Linked DNA regions of Homo sapiens: region 2 is linked to region 1. Evidence: chromatin contacts called from ENCODE Hi-C or POLR2A ChIA-PET data. All regions are on one chromosome and are shown on one strand. Each heading gives the region's core, a stretch centred on a gene start or an enhancer-like site at or near the end of the contact. The rest is flanking DNA. Distances are from core to core; before and after follow the strand shown. Region 1 overlaps TPD52L1 (TPD52 like 1). Region 2 overlaps HEY2 (hes related family bHLH transcription factor with YRPW motif 2).

Region 1 (5,489 bases), core at 166-2,665:
GAGAAATGTTAACTGTAGTTGTGAGGACAAGTGAATTTAAAATCATATTAAGATTCCACATAATGTTACACGATATACAAATCACTATAGTTAATATGTAGAGTCAAGACAACAAGAGTAGATGGTGCCATTGTTACCTTGATGTAGCAACAGAGAATGATATATTCAGTACAACATACTCTAAAGCAGGGGTCCCCAACCCCTGGGCTACATACAGGCGGTTAGGAACAAGGCCGCACAGCAGGAGGTGAGTGGCAGGCAAGCCAGCAAGGCTTCATCTGTATTTACAGTGGCTCCCCATTGCTTGCATTACAGCCTGAGCTCTGCCACCTGTGGGATCAGTGGCAGCATTTGATTCTCAAAGGAGTGCGAACCCTATTGTAAACTGCACATTGAGGGATCTAGGTTGTTCACTCCCTATGAAAATCTAATGCCTGATGGTGTCACTGTCTTCCATCACCCTCAGATGAGACCATCTAGATGCAGAAAAACAAGCTCAGGACTCCCACTGACTACATTAGGGTAAGTGGCATAATTATTTCATTATATATTACAATATAATAATAATAGAAATAAAGTGCTCAGTAAATGTAATGTTTTTGAGTCATCCCAAAACCATCCCCCAACCTTCGTCTGTGGAAAAACTGTCTTCCAGGAAACCAGTCCCTGGTACCCAAAAGGTTAGGGACTGCTGCTGTAAAGCGTGCTGGGACAGTCTTCATGGCTCTGAGTCTCATGGGTTCCCGTTATCAGTTTGGTTGTTGCAGTGACTCCCACAAGCTACCAACTTCAGTACTGTTTTCAGAAAAAAATGACCTAGAACCTAACAGAAAATGGACCACCAGGGACAACGGTCGGCTTCATTTGGGTCTGGTCACAAAATTGGGGTCATATTTTGACAGTCCTACAAACTAAGAATTCCTGCCATTCACAAAGTCACAGCTGGTAGAAATTCTTCAAATTATGATCAATATAGTTCACAGAAACTATTTCCAGTGGCACTTTTAGTTACTTTGAAGTTGTCTTCAGCCATAGAAAGACATGGCAAATGTCTTAGAAGCAGATAGCTATATCTATACTTCCTTCTGTCCTAACCACCACCGACACCCCAATGTTGGTAGAGAATTCTAGTAAAGAAAGGAAAGTGGAAAGGTGAGTTTTAGGGTTACCTATAATTTGACTTTCTGTGTCTCAAAGTACCCTTTTTTGTTATGTGTTTTGTCAAACCTAAGTTATTATTGCTATTGCTTTTACTTTATATTCTTCTCTGTGTAGTGCATACTAAACAAACCTTAAAACACAAGTGGCTCAATTTACTTCAAATATTCATGTAAAATAAAATCGAGTTCCTTCAGTATCAGATTTGGAACTACTTCAGAGTGAAAAGGAAATAACAATGAGAATAGTGAAAGGAGGCTCATGGAAAAGTACCAAGCAGAGAGAGGTTGCCAACCTTTCCCCATGTGATGAACTCTCTTTTGACAACACCCACACAATCAAAGGCATCAATGTTAATCATTCAGAAAAATAAGTTAGGTTAAAAAAATTAAGTAAATGACAGGATAGAAAAGCCTTTGTTTTCCTAGTGAATATCTAAAAATGTGTCTTATACACATCTTAAATTAGGTATATTGTAAAAGAGGCCACAGGCAGAGTCCAGTTTCCACTGGCTTTTTGAAATTCTTTGCTCCCAAATCCAGTTAGATATAACACACATCATTTTACTTTGTAGTCAAAGTATGAGCCAGATTTTCAAACACTTCCACTTTAAATGCCTGTACATAAGTCACCTCTGTTCTTATGACCCACACAAATCCTGTATTTAGAATAGTGTACAACTGATCTCTACTGATTATGAAGAATTAAGTAGTCAATATGCCCAACTGGGGTTATTATTATAAAAGAATATACTTAAGTGTTGCTTAGTTTCATATGGAAATTCTTTTTCCAACTTTAGCTTATTCTTTTAAAGCCTAAATGGGAGAGGAATCCAAGAAAGCTTAGGGCAGAGTTGAAATCAACTGAGATGCCTTCTATTTATACCAAGATGACCAGTCTTCTCATGACAGTCCCAACTGTAGGAGAAAAATCGTTAGCTAAGGCATCTACCACAGCAGTTAAAATTTATTTGCCTCTAGCTTAAGCTAATTCTCTAAAAGTATTGCAAGGCTTTGGCCCAAGGTAAACTTAAAACTACCTTAAGGAACCTGCTGTCAGAAGGTCTTTCACATAAGCTGACCTTATTGGCATATGTGAAATAAAGTAAAACATGCCTAGGTCTGTATTTGACCTCACTGAGCAACTGTCTCTCCAGTCCAGTGAAAATCTTCTGACCATGGAATGCCATGCATGCCACTTTGATAGGAGTCCTTTGATGCAGTATGTTTTCAAACTGCAGGTCACTACCCCATTTAGTGGGTTACTAAGCCAACTCAGTGTGCTGTGATCAGTATTTTTTAAATGAGATAAAATAAAGTAGACTAGAAGAGAGTAGGAATTGTTTGGAATGCATATAATAAGAACAAGTAACATTTCATAAAATTTTGTTCATTATTTTATATGCACACACACACAGGCATGCACACACCAACACAACTCAATGTGATATAAAATGTATTTGTTACCCTGTGTCAGTTTTTGAGAAGTCTGAAAACCACTTCTAAGAAGGATATTTAATTTTATTGTTTCACATTGTATCTAAATGTTCACATACTACCAATCTATTCCCTCTTTTCAAGAAGGTAAGGGTAGGAGTAAACAGGATGGGTGCACCCACTTTTAGCTACACTAAGAACACAGCTGTGGGAGGAAGAATCAGCTCTTACTAGGTGAAGAAGACAGATCCACTGAAGGATAAAAATGTGCCTTTCCACTTGGATAACAAGCTGATGACGTGGATATCTTAACAGAGGAGAGAAGCACTGTAAAGTTTCCATTTGAGTCACTGGTTTTTTCCAAATATGGTAACTGGTTCCAAAACCTAAGAAGCTGAAGGCTTTGGCGGAATGTACTAATTAATATATGCTTGGCTAACTATGGGATACTCCCATTCAATAGGTGATGCCATAAAACCAGGACCTCTTCTCAATAGAAACGTCTAAAACAAGATCTCTATTAATTATTCTTAAATGTAAATGCTCTCCCACTCTCCACCATACCCCAGCTAATGCTGTGTTCCTCGACATCATTAAAAAAAAAAAAATCTCAGTTTAGTTTCCCAGTGTTTGAGAGGGTAGTTTAACTAATATCTTCTCTTTAAGGGGGGATTACAAATAAAAGTGCATCTGACACTTTCTGGATTTAAAATAAAACAAGATTTCATTTATTCTTTGGCAATGTGTGTGTGTATGTGTGTACATACACATTTACAACATAATTATACATACACACTACAGTATATATAATTATACATACACATACCAGAGTCTTTGCCACTGTTTGACAAAAATGATTTCATATTCTATAAACTCCTCTCCATCTTGTTAATCTTCACCATTCATACTAAATGTATGTGCCAAATGTTGGAGTTAAAATTCATTCTTTTAAAAGACTGCTGAATATTTCATGGTAAGCAAATACCGCATGTATTCAAACATTGCTCTTTTGATGGATATTTATTTTATTTTATTTTTTTCTGAAGAGAGGGTCTGCCTACCCTACTATAACCAGTGCTGCAATGCATAATTTTTGTACACGTATCATTACTTAAGCTAATTTTAGTTCCAGGAGAAGAATTTAAATTTTATTAGCTGTTGCCTGATTATTTTCCAAAAAGAGTGTAGTAATTCACATTTCTACCAGCAAGACATGAAACTACTCTTTCTCTATCCTTGTCAGCAATTGGAATTATCATACTTTTAATATTTTGCCTGTCCAAGGGATATAGCATAATGCCATATTGTTACTTAAATCTGCATTTCCTTATATAGTTAAGACTTTTCATACACGGCTGGCCAGTTATTTTTGCTCTCTGTAAATTACTCATTCAAATTATCTGCCTATTTTTCTATTGCTCTATCAAATTATTAGATTTTTTTCATATTGTATTGATATTAATCTATTAACTGGTATATGCAATGCAATCCTTTCTCCCACCTATTGTTTGTCTATTAAATTTGATGATATATTTTTTCTTGCAAATATTTAACATTTTCATAAAGGATAAAATGCCTATTTTTTTCTTTTGTACCTTTGCATTTCCAATCCCTTGGCTGAAACAGTCACCCCAATTACTACGTTGTACTTGATCATCTCATTTTTCTGTGAATATTTACATTGTGTTATAGTTTTTGGTTAAGATTTTAATCTATATAAAATTAACTTTATAAGGCATACAATAAAAGTCACATTTTGACTTTTCTGTGGCTGAGGTCCCAGTTTTCTGCCCCTAACTATGTGGTGTCACATAGTGCTTAGCTATGGTGTCAACGTCACACCGTTTTGATAAAGATGGCTTTATGGTACATATTAACAGCACATAAGGCAATTTCTTCCGCTTATAGTTATCATAACACTTTGTCATGTGTCACAGTTTATTCTTCAATAGATGCTCTAAGAGCACAATCTAATTTCAAAATATCTTTGTTGGGACTTTAACTGAAATTACACTAAATATAATATTAATTCATCTATTCAAGTTTTAAATTTTCCCTAGCTCAATTTTGGTAGTTTATATTTTGCTATACTGGGTTCCTCTGGTCCAGGGTTTGACAAACTATGACCTGCAGGCCAAATCCACCCATGGCCTATTTTCATAAATAAAGTTTGTTGGATCACAGTCATACCCATTTGATATTACAATGTCTAAGTCTCCTTTTGTGCTACAATGACAGAGTTGAGTGGTTGTGACAGAGGCGGTATGATCCAAAAAGCCTAAATCGTTTACTCTCTGGTCTTTACGGAGAAAGTTTGCAGATCCCTGCTCTAGGTTTAAAAATCTAGTTTCCAGGCCAGCCACGGTGGCTCATGCTTGTAAGCCCAGCACTTTGGGAGGCTGGGGCAGGTGGATCAGGAGTTCGAGACCAGCCTGATCGACATGGTGAAACACCGTCTCTACTAAAAATACAAAAATTAGCCGGGCGTGGTGGCACGCATCTATAATCTCAGCTACTCAGGAGGCTGAGGCAGAAGAATTGCTTGAACCTGGGAGGCAGAGGTTGCAGTGAGCCGAGATCATGCCACTGCACTCTAGCTGGGGCGACAGAGTGAGACTCTGTCTCAAAAAAAAAAAAAAAAATCAAATTTCCAAAAAGTTATACATGGTATTCTCTATCTTCTAGAATTTCTTCAATATTTTGGTTATGTTTGTTTTCTCATTTCTAACTTTTCTCTAGAGAAAGGTTTCAGAGGGGGTTTGTATATTACCCCAAATTAACTTTTGAATTTATTTATCCATTCTACTATTTTAGTTGTTGCTATTTTCCATTTCATTAATCTCTGCTTCCATCTTTTTAAATTATCTTTTCTTTTGGTGTATTTTTTTTCTAGTT
Region 2 (6,385 bases), core at 3,264-5,763, 570 kb before region 1:
TCTCATGATGTTACCTAAGGTGATTAGTCTGACTTTGTGGTAACTTAATGATTGGCAAAAAGAACAATTTGAATATATAAGAAAGATAATCCAAAAGGCTTCATTATGTTTGATAATACCTATGCACAGGTGCATAGGAGAGCCATCTCTCTGGTTAATATTTGAACTTTTCCCTAGCTGCTTGGGAGGCTGAGGTGGGAGGATCACCTGAGCCCAGGAGGTTGAGGCTGCAGTGAGCCATGATCACACCACTGTACTGCAGCCTGGGTGACAGAGGGAGCCCCTGTCTCAAAAAATATATATATTTTGACTTTTTAATGTTTCAACATCACTTTAAAGGTCTCTCATATTTCTTCAAAAATGCAGTATCATATTTGTGATAGTAAAATATCCAAAGAAGAGCAAAAAGCCTCCTCCCCCTAGCTCCCAGAATCTCCTTTTGTCACTTTTAGTGCACCTCCTTCTTTTGAGAACCCCTGTGAATAGCTAGGGTGGCAGCCATACCTATCACTATCAGTCTATAGGATTGTACTTTGATGTGCTACTATACACCATGCAAAACTCAACATATACAGTGCAATGCTGGGCCACATAACAGTTATTTTAAAAAAATACCTTCTGGCTCACTGACGTGAACTTTAAACAAAATTTCTAATTAGTCATGCACATAGCTTTAAACAGTTGGAAAAACACAAATTTCTAAAAGTGTTACCTTTTTCCTTTTATCTTACTAAAAATCCTTTGAGTTAATTTTGGGACTTTTACACAAATAAAAGCAACCATCAATAAATCAAACCCTGAAAATTCTTTTTCCCTAAAATAACTTTAAAGGGTATAACTCTTTTTCTATTTTGGTAGCAAACATGAGAATTACCACATCTGATGGTGGAATACCACCTTCACAGAACACTTGGATGGGAGATGGCAACCTCCGGTGGTCAGGTTAATATAAACAGTGAGATGTGATGCTACAAGTTGATCATATGAAACATTGATCATAATTAACTTGAAATGATTGAATTACTGACAACGATTATCTTTAGGAACACTTTCTTATTAACTATGTTGCAAGTTCATTTGCAAATATTTTAGTCAGTGGAATTGAAAAATAATAATCTGGCTGGGCATGAAGGCTCATGCCTATAATCCCAGCACTTTGGGAGGCTGAAGCAGATGGATGAATTGAGCGCAGGAGGTCAAGAGCAGCCTGGGCAATATACTAGGGCCCTGTCTCTACAAAAAATACAAAAATTAGCCGAGTGTGCTGGTGCATGCCTGTGGTCCCAGCTACTCGTGAGGCTGAGGTTGGAGGATCACCTGCACCTCGGAGGTCAAGGCTGCAGTGAGCCATGATCACACCACTGCATTTCAGCCTGGGTGACAGAGTGAGCAGAGTGAGACCCTGTCTTGAAAAAGAAAAAAAAAAAAGAAAAAAGAAAAATAATAATACATATATAACCTGCAATAAAAAATGTAAGAAAAAACAAAAAGTAAAAGAAAGGGAGGGAAGGAGGAAGGAAAGGAATTTATCTTAAAATATTTAATTCAAATAAATTTTAAATTCCTGATCTCTAAAAGTTTACATTTCAAAAAAGGAAAAGAAGTTCTCTGAATGCTGACATTACAATAGGAATACATTCAGGTTTTAGATCTTAAAGTAAAAATTATATGGCTGTTGTCCACAAATCATGATTATAAAGCAAACACCTAAGACAACGAAATCAATTTTCTTATTTGCTACCTCATTCTATTAGAGCCAGCTGGAAAATATAAGAACCACAAGGCTTATAGACACAAGAAACAAGGTGATTTGCTTTTGCCTCCCCTCGACCTTTTCATTACCCACTTACAGACAGAAATTAAACTACTTGCTGGATTTTTCAAAACCAGAATATAAAAGCCCTCCTTTTTCCTTTGAACAAATTGATAAGCATAATAAAAATCACTTTCATTCTTTTTATGTTGTTTGGCCCAATAGCTTCAGGAGCTCTATGATGGTTTATTTAGGCCTCACTGAAGCAGAGGCAATACCCATACAATCTCCACAGCAACAAAAGAAATTGTCATTGAAGCACAAGGGATTTATCATTAGGACGTATGTACACGCCTATCATGTATGTATGTGATGTTTTTAAAACACTCTACAAATGTTTTTGAATTACAACATGTATGACATGTTCTAGCTTATTATCCTATATTTGGTATACCATTTGGAAGTCTTGAATTTGCACTTTGCCAAGAACTGTAGTTAAGAATAAAAGGCAGAGGAAACTGATTATTTCTTGCCTCCAAGTATCTTACTGCCTATGCTTAGTTTACAAGCTCAGATAAATGTTATTTTCAGGCAAGCTGTGAATTATATCAAATGATTTTGAAAGACATAAAGAAAAGCCATAGCTTGGATCGTTAGTAAATAAAGACCTCTTGAAATTCATGTTGACTTTCCACATAGAAAGTGGAAGGAAACTTTTCTGCAAAGCAACTCATCCACATAAAAAATAGTCAAAAAGGACTTCATTTAATTAGTGGTATGTAAAGACTCTTGCATAGAAAAAGGTTACAAAGTAATGCAAAAAAGACTAGGTACAGTAATTTCAAAACAAATATTTAAAAGTATAATTTTGCATAACGTTTAACATTCTCATAATGTTTATTGCTTTCTCCACACAGTAGAGAAATGAAGTGCATAATACATGCTGTGTCTCTTATCTTTTAAACAAAAACTCTCACGTGCTTGATTTCAGCATATTAAGAGATTATTTTGTCATTAAACGAAATCGAAAAAAACAAAACCACAACCCCATTACATAGCACTAGTTTAGGCATGGGCAAAAATAACTTATGTACATCCCATTGCATACATTCATCTTGTTTTGGGATCAAATGCAATCACTAACTTGACAAAGAGCTTTAAAAATTGTAGCTTTTCTCTTCCTAGTGCTCCCTCCTTGCTTCATCACCTCCAGAAATGTAACTTCTCCCAAAGGGTGACAAGAATAGATGTTGCATCATTAGGAGAAAATGAAGAGGATAAATATATAAAAATAGTCCTAATGAAACTGAATAAATTAAACCAAACTCCTACAAACTGGAGAGTTTTCAAGTTGGCATGAATTAAATAGCCTCTGGTGGACACATGGTAGGCAACTGCTCATAGGTGCACTATATAAATGTAAGGTTTATATAAAGCAGCACCATATTTTGAGCCATCCAAAAAAAAAAGTGCCTGGGGGCCTGCAGGCAGAGCAGAAATGCTTGTTAATCTGAGAACTGATGAAATAATTGCTTATACCAATGCACTGCTAAATGTCACCTCTTGGCATGTCTGTACAAAGAAGGCAAACTAAGATAAAACTAGATCTTTCAACTTGAAAATTATTTTCAGCAGTCATTTTGACCAGTAAAACCTGTTGGTTTCAGCAGAATACTCTTCTCTGGCATGGTATTAAAATGTCTGCAGCCTATTGCAAGACTTCTGTCCCTTTCCTTTCTTAACCTATCCTCCACACTCGTCTTCCCTTGTGCAATGTTATATATCCAGAAGAAAACTTCCTAAGCTCAGGCACTTACGAAACACGACTCTCTCACTCTCTCTCTATATATGTATGTCCCATCTAGTCTCAAGAGAATTCAGTCAGGGCATTTTACTTCCCCAATTCAGACATACTGATGCACTGCTGGATGGTACGGTCCATATATTTTCCAGGAAACTTCTAAATGGTAACAAGTGTGAAGTTTTCAAAAGTTGCTGATGTCAGTTACCGAGCTGCCTTGAACCAAACAAAAAAGGGAGAGAAAAAAAAGAGAATACCACATTTCCACTCGTGAGGTTTGTGTCTCAAATAGCTTTATTGTTCCTTTGTGGATCTGTCGGCATCTGTATGGCTACCTTCAGGGTGCAGAGGTTTTAAGCTGACTCTGAAATGGAGGACATTCAGTTACTATTGCAAGAAGTTCAAGAAAAATTTAAAAAGCTCCAACTTCTGTCCCCCAGGGTCGGTAAGGTTTATTGTTTGTTCCACTGCTGGTCTGCTGAGGACTGGACGTGGCTGATACTGACAAGGGCGGGCTGATGGCTGTGGCCGCGGCCACTGCTGCTGCTGCGTTTGGGGGAAGCATGGGGAATGCCCCCGCGAAGGACAGAGGGAAGCTGTGTGCAGCCGCGGTGGCTGCTGCGGCTGCGGCGTGGACGGTGGCAGAGAGGGACAAGAGAGAGGTGGAGAGAGGTGGCACGCAGGGGGCGACGCTGCCCGTGGATGGCATTCGGAGGGCTGAATCCGCATGGGCAAACGTGGCCGTGAGGAGAGCAGAGCCGTGGGCAGGAGGCACTTCTGAAGTTGTGGAGAGGCGACAAGGGGTTGACTCTGAGGCATGGAGGCCGTTGGGCTGGAGCAGGGCTGCGGGCAGGTGGTGGAAGGCGGCGGCCCAGTGATGCGGGTGGAGCGGATGATGGTGGTGGGCCATGGAGGATGTCATGGCCGCCGCCTCCCGCTGGGTGGCGCAAGTGCTGAGATGAGACACAAGCCGCACCCGCAGCGGATCCGAGGAGTCCAGGCCTTCCACGGAGCTCAGGTACCGCGCAACTTCTGTTAGGCACTCTCGGAATCCTATGCTCATGAAGTCCATGGCAAGAGCGTGTGCGTCAAAGTAGCCTAAAAGTGGGTTTGAGCAAAGTAGGGAACAGGAGAGAGATGGGCGGGAGGTAGGGGTGAGAAAATGGTATAGTCAACAATAACCACCCACTGATGTTCCACTCTGTCCTTCAGAAGACTGAAGTGGAACGATAATCCTTTCTGGAAATATTGCCAGCTATTTATGGTTTTAATTTTTTGCAGAAGTTAAGAAAGTATACTTTGCCACTCACATGTGTGACAACTCTGGCAATGCAATATGCTACAGTTGTTCTTGCAGCTAAATATCACAGTGGGGAAAAAAATTAAGAACATCCGCGTTTCAAACACTTCCAGAGAAAGAAATGGGGTCTCTCCCTTTGTATTGTGGGATAGTGAAATTCTCCAGGAAACTTTTTCATGGAAATACAGAGTTCCAGTCTCTCTGTCTCTGTCACATGAGTTGGAGATTAAAGGGCTTATCTGAAACATCTTTACTCTCTTGGCATTTTAACAGAGATGCCAAGTGCATCTTAGCAGCTTGAGGACTTTAGAAATGTGCTAGAATCGCAATAAATTCATAACTGCTTCTTGACTAACAATGTTTTTTATCAACAAAGTGAAACCATCTTGTCATAACTTTGTATAAAAAATTTAATGAAAACAAAATGAGTTTTTAAAAAAAATTTGGTTTCTTACTTGAAGATCTTATATTTCTGTCAGTAATATAAGGCTAAGTTCCTGATATGAAAATACTATATGTCAACGCCTAGTTTATCTGAAGTTCAAATATATGTCCTTACATTTTTCTAGCATACACCCAAGAAAAAAAATGTATATTAATTTTGTCAGTGTATATGCATGCACTCCTATACCTATGGTTACTACCATAAAAATGGCTAGAGCTTGGTCACATTTATCTGAGTCTCTGTCTGAAGATAATACATTAGAATAGAAAATAATAATGTCTAATTATTGGAGTGCCCATGTAGGGCATGTAGGGCACAATAATAATCAGACATATGGAGAAATGTTGCCCACTTTGAATGAGTGACGTCTGGTATATAAAAACAGATTATTTTTCATTTACAACTTTTTAAAAAGTAATTTCCAAATCAAAAGTTTGGTCTATTCATTTTGGGGATGTGTATATACATGAATAAGAAATATCACATTCAAATAAGGTTATTTATTAATTTATTTATCTTTGAGACAGGATTTCACTCTGTCACCCAGGCTGGAGTGCAGTGGCCCAATCACAGCTCACTGCAGGCTCCATCTCCTGGGGTTAAGTGATCTTCCTGCCTCAGCCTCCTGAGTAGCTGGGACTATAGGCATGTGCCACCACACTTGGCTAATCTGTGTGATTTTTAGTACAGACAAGATCTCGCTATGTTGCTCAGACTGGTCTAGACCTCCTGAACTCAAGCCATTCTCCTGCCTCGGCTTCCCAAAGTGCTGGGATTACAGGCGTGAGCCACCACACCCAGCAGTTATTTTTATCTAAAACATTTACATTATCTATGTTTTTGCTGATCAAAGCATTACCTGTTTATTCATCACCTATTAAAAATTTGGCTATCTTAATCTGTAATCAAAGAACTTTGGAGATAGTAGTCACATATATTAAGAGTCCTAAAGCTAAAATTCCAACGATTTGGAAGTTCCCAAAAGATATTTGTGGCAAATATATACACTACTAAAACAGAAACAACAGCAGTACAAAGCTGATACCAAGAGAATATCATGAAATACGGAAGATCAGCAGCAAAAAC

The links. A loop is a pair of places that touch in the nucleus more often than their neighbours do. ChIA-PET counts read pairs that join two places held with the same protein, here RNA polymerase II (POLR2A). Pooled maps may share reads with other maps.
Region 2: a loop to region 1 is called in a map of HepG2, with 3 times the contacts of the local background. The contact joins two enhancer-like sites. A Hi-C loop is called at or near these places in 10 of 168 maps with a recorded cell type or tissue (CD4-positive, alpha-beta T cell, CD4-positive, alpha-beta memory T cell, CD8-positive, alpha-beta T cell and 6 more), 22 of 37 single-sample maps with no recorded cell type and 17 of 50 pooled maps. POLR2A ChIA-PET finds 5 or more read pairs at or near these places in 2 of 52 experiments (H1 and OCI-LY7).

The regions. Positions count from the first base shown.
Region 1 is chr6:125,185,642-125,191,130 of GRCh38, reverse strand. The region is part of intron 1 of TPD52L1 (TPD52 like 1); the gene reads right to left. LOC100126584 (a long non-coding RNA gene) reads left to right here. Exons shown (of 4, transcript NR_149043.1): 2 at 467-522. Among named protein-coding and RNA genes, the nearest start is that of TPD52L1, 35 kb to the right of the region's middle. Within about 2 kb of position 1,415, at least 2 of the 41 ENCODE cell types and tissues checked have a DNase peak (open chromatin) inside an H3K27ac peak, as active enhancers do.
Region 2 is chr6:125,757,384-125,763,768 of GRCh38, reverse strand. It overlaps HEY2 (hes related family bHLH transcription factor with YRPW motif 2), which reads right to left. Exons shown (of 5, transcript NM_012259.3): 5 at 2,500-4,652. The coding sequence ends at 3,967. Among named protein-coding and RNA genes, the nearest start is that of HEY2, 11 kb to the right of the region's middle. Within about 2 kb of position 4,513, at least 2 of the 41 ENCODE cell types and tissues checked have a DNase peak (open chromatin) inside an H3K27ac peak, as active enhancers do.